Regions from separate parts of the Homo sapiens genome. Here region 1 is linked to region 2. A link is an interaction called in ENCODE POLR2A ChIA-PET data of the cell type or tissue named here. Cell type or tissue: A673. All regions are shown on one strand. Links, peaks and the distances in the headings refer to the core of each region. The heading gives the core; the rest is flanking DNA. Region 1 has its middle 16 kb from the start of SKIC8. Region 2 overlaps LOC105370912 (a long non-coding RNA gene).

What was found. Peaks named below come from ENCODE experiments on the same cell type or tissue, not always from the same donor. Only the 100,000 strongest peaks of a DNase experiment are listed, where the experiment ranks them.
Region 1: POLR2A ChIA-PET joins it to region 2 with 6 read pairs; 9 of 35 experiments call an interaction of 5 or more read pairs at or near these places.

The regions. Positions count from the first base shown.
Region 1 is chr15:78,314,631-78,317,539 of GRCh38, forward strand. No RefSeq gene overlaps it. Among named protein-coding and RNA genes, the nearest start is that of SKIC8, 16 kb to the left of the region's middle. RefSeq lists an enhancer at 1,118-1,167 and a silencer at 2,037-2,146. In A673, for the core only: a CTCF peak has its summit at 1,225 (motif pointing right); a DNase peak (open chromatin) is centred at 1,231; H3K27ac peaks cover 399 bases.
Region 2 is chr15:78,407,691-78,410,599 of GRCh38, forward strand. It overlaps LOC105370912 (a long non-coding RNA gene), which reads left to right. Exons shown (of 4, transcript XR_932506.3): 3 at 148-243; 4 at 910-2,909. Among named protein-coding and RNA genes, the nearest start is that of IREB2, 29 kb to the right of the region's middle. In A673, for the core only: no CTCF peak of the experiment used is centred there; no DNase peak of the experiment used is centred there.

The sequences.
Region 1 (2,909 bases), core at 218-2,717, 93 kb before region 2:
GTGCCTCTCTCCAGGGGCCAAGGGGCCTGGTGGCTAATGGGCCTCCCCACTCGGGACCCACTTTGACCTGCGCTTCCTGGCTGAACCTGGGCCTCTGGAATTCTCTGTCTGTTCTCTGGTCCCCTCTTATCCTTGTCCCTAAGCCAGGAGCATGCCCCGAGGTTGGGTTCTAACCTGGGCTCAGCCACTTGTAAGAAAAGTAACTTTAGCTATTGAAACTCTGTTTTCTTATCTGTATTTTTAAAAATTTTAGTTTTTATTTATTTTGTAGAGACAGGGTCTCACTGTGTTGCCCAGGCTGGTCTTGGACTTCTGGCCTAAAGCGATCCTCCCACCTTGACTTTCCAAAGTGCTAGGGTTACAGGTGTGAGCCACGTGCCCAGCCTCACCTGTAAAATGAAGACAATTTCTTCTTGGGTCTGTTACGAAGATTAATAAGACAAGGACTCAGCAGCACTTAGCGCAGTGCTTGGCTTACAGAGAGTGCTTGATAAACGGGAGCGAATAGTGATAGGATCATTGCTTCCTGTTTTGAGTCTTTCATTCTGCTGAAAGGTAAGGTCTCAGGGAAGGACATGGCTGACCTAAGATCCCCAAGAGGGCCAGGGCAGAGTGGGGATGTGAGCCTAGTCCCCAGATGCCCACTCCCATCCACAGCCTTCTGTGTCTCTAGTACTGTGCTCTGGCTTTCCGTGAGTGGCCAGCTATGGCTTCCTGGCTGCTGGCACTCCTTCCATCCTTTCTGCCACTCTTCCTGCTCTGTGTCTGCATTTTAAAGGGGGCTTTAGGCTGGCTCAGTGGCTCATGTCTGTAATCCCAGAACTTTGGGAGACTGAGGCAGAAGGATTGCTTGAGGTCAGGAGTTCAACACCAGCCTGGGCAACATAGCAAGACCCTGTCTCTATAAAAAATAAGAAAATTAGCCAGGCATGGTGGTATGCACCTGTGGTCCCAGCTATTTGGGAGGCTGAGGCAGGAGTTTGAGGCTGCTGTGAGCCATGATTTTGCCACTGCTCTCCAGCCTGGGTGACAAGGCAAGATCCTGTTTCTAAAAAAATAAAAAAGGAGGGGGGTCATCAGTGTTTTCACCAGGGCCAGGCTCAGGCTCTGTGGGAGAACAGGGGCTGAGGACTCTCCCCCTGACCCCTAGAAGCCCTGCCACGAGGGTGGGGAGGACCTACGACTAGGCAGTCAGAGCCCTCTGCAGCACTCAGGGGCTTGGCCACAAGAGGGAGGGAAAGGGCTTGGCAGAGTAGTCAGGAGACCTAGGTTCCAGCCTTACCTCCACCACCTATGTGCTGTGTGCTTACAGCACATCACTGCTCTCTCTGGGACCCAATTTCCTTGATCACACATACATGCGACCCTCTGCAGTGGCCAGGGTCTCACTCAGCCCAGAAGGGTACTGAGCTCTGGCCAGACAGGGCACAATTCTTTCCTCTCAGAAAACGACAGCTTCTTGGGCCGGGCCTCTGGGGACAGGGGTTCCTGCTCTCTAGGAGCTGCCTGTAAAGGTCCCTTGTCAATTAATTTGGCAGCTCAGTGTTCAGGGGCAAGTGCTCTTTGAGAGGCCTAATGTATCCCCATCAGAAATGACTTATGGGATTCTCCGTGGGGCTGTGATCATGCCCTGCCCCCCGCCATGCCCCCTCAAGGCTTGCTTTGTCATCCAGTCCCTGTGTTTGCATGTGTCATTGCCCAGCCACCCCCTGGTCAGAGGGTGGCCACGGGAGACTCATTGGAGGCACATTATCGGACACTGGTTGTGAGGGATGATGGAGGGGCAGGCCCATCTGCACACACATTAAGCCCTTTGTCTCTGGACTCAGTGGGAAGATGAATGAGGCCTGTCGCTAGGCCTCTGCTGCCTGGGGGACAAAAGGGGCCTGGAACAGGCCTTGGGATGGGTGTTGGGTGGAAAGCAGCCTGTGCGCATCTCTTCAGACAGAACCAGATCTAACAGGCTTAACCAGAGACAGCTGAGAGGAGGCAGGCGGTCAGGAAGGAGTCCCAGAAAGCCCCGGGAGTCAGGCGGGGTTTCTGCTTGACGGAGCCCGGTGTTTCCCCTATAAAAGCTGATGCTTGGTCTTAGGGGCTGGGGCTCCATTTGCATTGTGTAAATACAGGCTGGCAGCGCTCTCAGATGAGCTGATTCAAACTCCTCACTCTACCGTGGGGAACCTCAGGCCTGAAAAAGCAAGGACTCACTCACCTAAGGTCGTTTCAGGAATCAGCAGCGGGGGCAGGACAAGAACCGATGTGATAAAATTCCATAGCCACCACCGCCCTATTTGGTGCAGATCCAACTAAACACACCCTCAATGACTCTGAGACAAGGTACAGTTTCCTGAGGGCAAGAGAAGGGCGAAACGGGACTTTTGCTCATTCCTGGACTTTTAGGGGTTGACAGATTGGCTCTAAAGTTTATATGGATGAATAAATATACAAGGATAACCGGGAGGCCTCTGGGTATAGGAGGCTTTGTTGCTTCAGAGGGTCAGGCAGGGCTGGCAGCACAACAGAGCTGTGAAGTGCAGGGCCAGCAATGGCAGGAGCTGTGCCGAGGTTGCCCCCGTGAGCCTCCTACAACGCAGGTGAACACATCACTCCGCAGCTCATCAACCTTTTGTGGCTCCCCATGGCCACAGGGCACAGTCCCAACTTCTCAGCCTGGCATCTGAGGCCCTCTGTGATCTGCCTCTGCTTCTTCTCACACCCATCTCCAGAAGGCAGCCCAGTCTAAATGTCAGCACCCTGGGGAGCCCTCTTCTGGACACTCACAGCGTGCTGCTCCGAGCACTGCCATGCCAGGTGACTTCACTCTCCTGATTTTGAAGATCCCTGTTTCCATGCCTCTCCTTCGGTGAATCATATGTTCTGGGCCTGACCTGGATCCCCAGTCCTGACAC
Region 2 (2,909 bases), core at 271-2,770:
CCTGGTTGAGAACTAGAGTCAAAGCTGTATCCTTTTTCCAGGCCCTGGCAATCTAGGGCATGGATAGTAATGACAAAAGACAGCTGGGACAATAGTCAGCAATGTATGGACTGGCCTTTCCTCAGCACTGCCTTCCTCATTTCTCAGCACCACCAGGCTCGACCCAGCACAGCTCATCCACCCACCCCAATGACAGAATGCAGCCAGAACTGTGGTCAATATGGAGTGGCACCTTTGAGAGAGGTGAGCTTCTCTGAGCTTCCCTGGGGAAATATAGTTCATGTACTAGGACAGCCGAGAGGGGCTTGAAAGGATGGAGACGTTTTATAAACTGTGGGTAAAAATTCCCATGTGTTCCCAGGATGAACCACACCTTTGGAATTGTTCCAAAGAACAATTAGAGAGTATAGTTCTGTAGAGAGTACAGTTCTTTAGAGAGTATAGTTCTGTCCCTACAGATTCCGGCAAATGGTGGGGCAAAACACAGAGTCATTTTAACCAAACATCCAAAGGCAAAGTATTCAACAGCATCATCAGTGTGCAAGTAATAACAGTCCAATTAAATTAGGAAGCCCAGCAGATGTATCCTATTAGCGTCATCAAGACTTAAATCCTACTGCTCCTCTCCAGCAGTGTAGGCCTTCTCAAGTCTCCCTGCACATGGGTAGGTGGGTAAAGCTTGGCTGATCGGCAGGGGGATGAGGAGATGGTGAACATCACGTTGGGAATCAACAGACCTGTGTTCACATGTTAAAACTTGTGTGACCTTGCGTAAGTCATGTGATTGTCTATGCCTCATTTCCCCTTCTTTAAAATGTGTGTCTTGTGTTTCTAAAACTAAATGGGAGCTCTCCTTTACTTGCTCCCTTAACCCTGTGAAATCTGGTTTTCATTCTCATCATCTTTCAGGGCCTCTGAGCAAGTTCCTGTGCCTGTTTCTTTCAACGAGGATAACTACTTCCACCTGCCTTTGTAATTTGTTCCTGGGACAAAGAAAGCCTCTTGAGGAGGCTGGCCTGCCCTGCATATGTTGGATAAACGCTTGAAATATGGACCTGTCCCCATCTCTCGCCTTTCCCCGGAATTCAGGACTGAATGGATGCTGCCTGCATTTTGGGGAGTGGGAGTTTTGCTTTTCCTTTGCTTTGCTACTTACTCACTCTGATGAACAAGGAGGAGACTGACAGCTTCACAGTCCTGGATCATTTCCTGCCCTGTTCTCCCATCCAGCTCATGGAAGTCAGCAACTCCATCCACTCATTGCACAGAGACCAGAAAGGGGAAGGGATTTTCTCACTGTCTCACAGCAACTAATGGCCAAGCTGTGGTGGGCGTCTTGGTGGTCTGATTCCAATTCAAGTTGGAGTGAGAGAGTGAGAAGATTATGGGCTGTGGCCTCAAGCCAACCAGGGTCTAAACCCAGCATTGCCTCTGGCTTACTTGTGTCTCCTCTGCTTCCTCATTCTTAGAATGGAAATCATCATCATCATCTCATAGAAGTGTTATGGGCAACAGACAGGATAATGTACATGAAGCTCATACAGCCTTAGGATTAAAACCAGTGAAGACCCAAACGACTGTACCTGGGAATTTAAGATAAACAGGGTGTGTTACTGCCTGGCACAAACTGGGAATTTGTGCAAAGGTAAGATACCAAGCAGGACAGTATTTCTCCTTGAGGGACCGTGAAATCTTCTCATCATTTAAGCTTATGAAACGAGGTGGAGCCTCATTTCTTAAAGGGGGAAATGCAAATCAAAACTACCTGGGTATCATATGAAATTATACCTTGATAAAGCTGATTTTTAAAACATTACCCTGAGAATTGTAAAGATCAACAGTCCTGATAACAAGCCAGGCATCGTGGCTCATGCCTGTAGTTCCAACTACTTGAGAGGCTGAGGTGGGAGGATTGCTGGAGCCCAGGAGTTTGAGGCCAGCCTGGGCAGCATAGCAAGACCCTCTTAAAAAAATAAAATCCTGGCCAGGCGCGGTGGCTCATGCCTGTAATCCCAGCACTTTGGGAGGCCGAGGTGGGCAGATCACGAGGTCAGGAGATCGAGACAATCCTGGCTAACACGGTGAAATCCCGTCTCTACTAAAAATACAAAAAATTAGCCGGGCATAGTGGCAGGCACCTGTAGTCCCAGCTACTCGGGAGGCCGAGGCAGGAGAATGGTGTGAACCCAGGAGGCGGAGCTTGCAGTGAGCCAAAATCGCGCCACTGCACTCCAGCCTGGGTGACAGAGCGAGACTCCGTCTCAAAAAAAAAAAAAAAATCCTGGCCAGTGGCTCACACCTGTAATCCCAGCACTTTGGGAGGCCAAGGCAGGAGGATCACTTGAGGCCAGGAGTTCGAGACTAGTCTGGGTAACATAGTAAGACCCCCTTCTCTACAAAAAAAAAAAAATAATAATAAATTAGCAGCCGGGCACAGTGGCTTACACCTGTAATCCCAGCACTTTGGGAGGTCGAGGCAGGTGGATCACGAGGTCAGGAGATGGAGACCATCATGGCTAACACGGTGAAAGCCCGTCTCTACTAAAAATACAAAAAATTAGCCGGGTGTGGTGGCGGGTGCCTGTAGTTCCAGCTACTCGGGAGGCTGAGGCGGGAGAACGGCGTGAACCCGAGAGGCGGAGCTTGCAGTGAGCCGAGATCGCGCCACTGCACTCCATCCTGACTCCAGCGAGACTCTGTCTCAAAAAAAAAAAAAAAAAAATCTGCCAGCCACGGTGGTGTGTGCCTGTTTTCCCAGCTACTTGGGAGGCTAAGGCAGGAGGATTACCTGAGCCCAGGTGGTCGAGGCTACAGTGAGCTATGATCCCACTCCAGCCTGGGTGACAGAGTAAGACCTCATCTCAAAAAAAAAAGAAAAATAATCCTGATAACAGATGGTTATCAAAGGG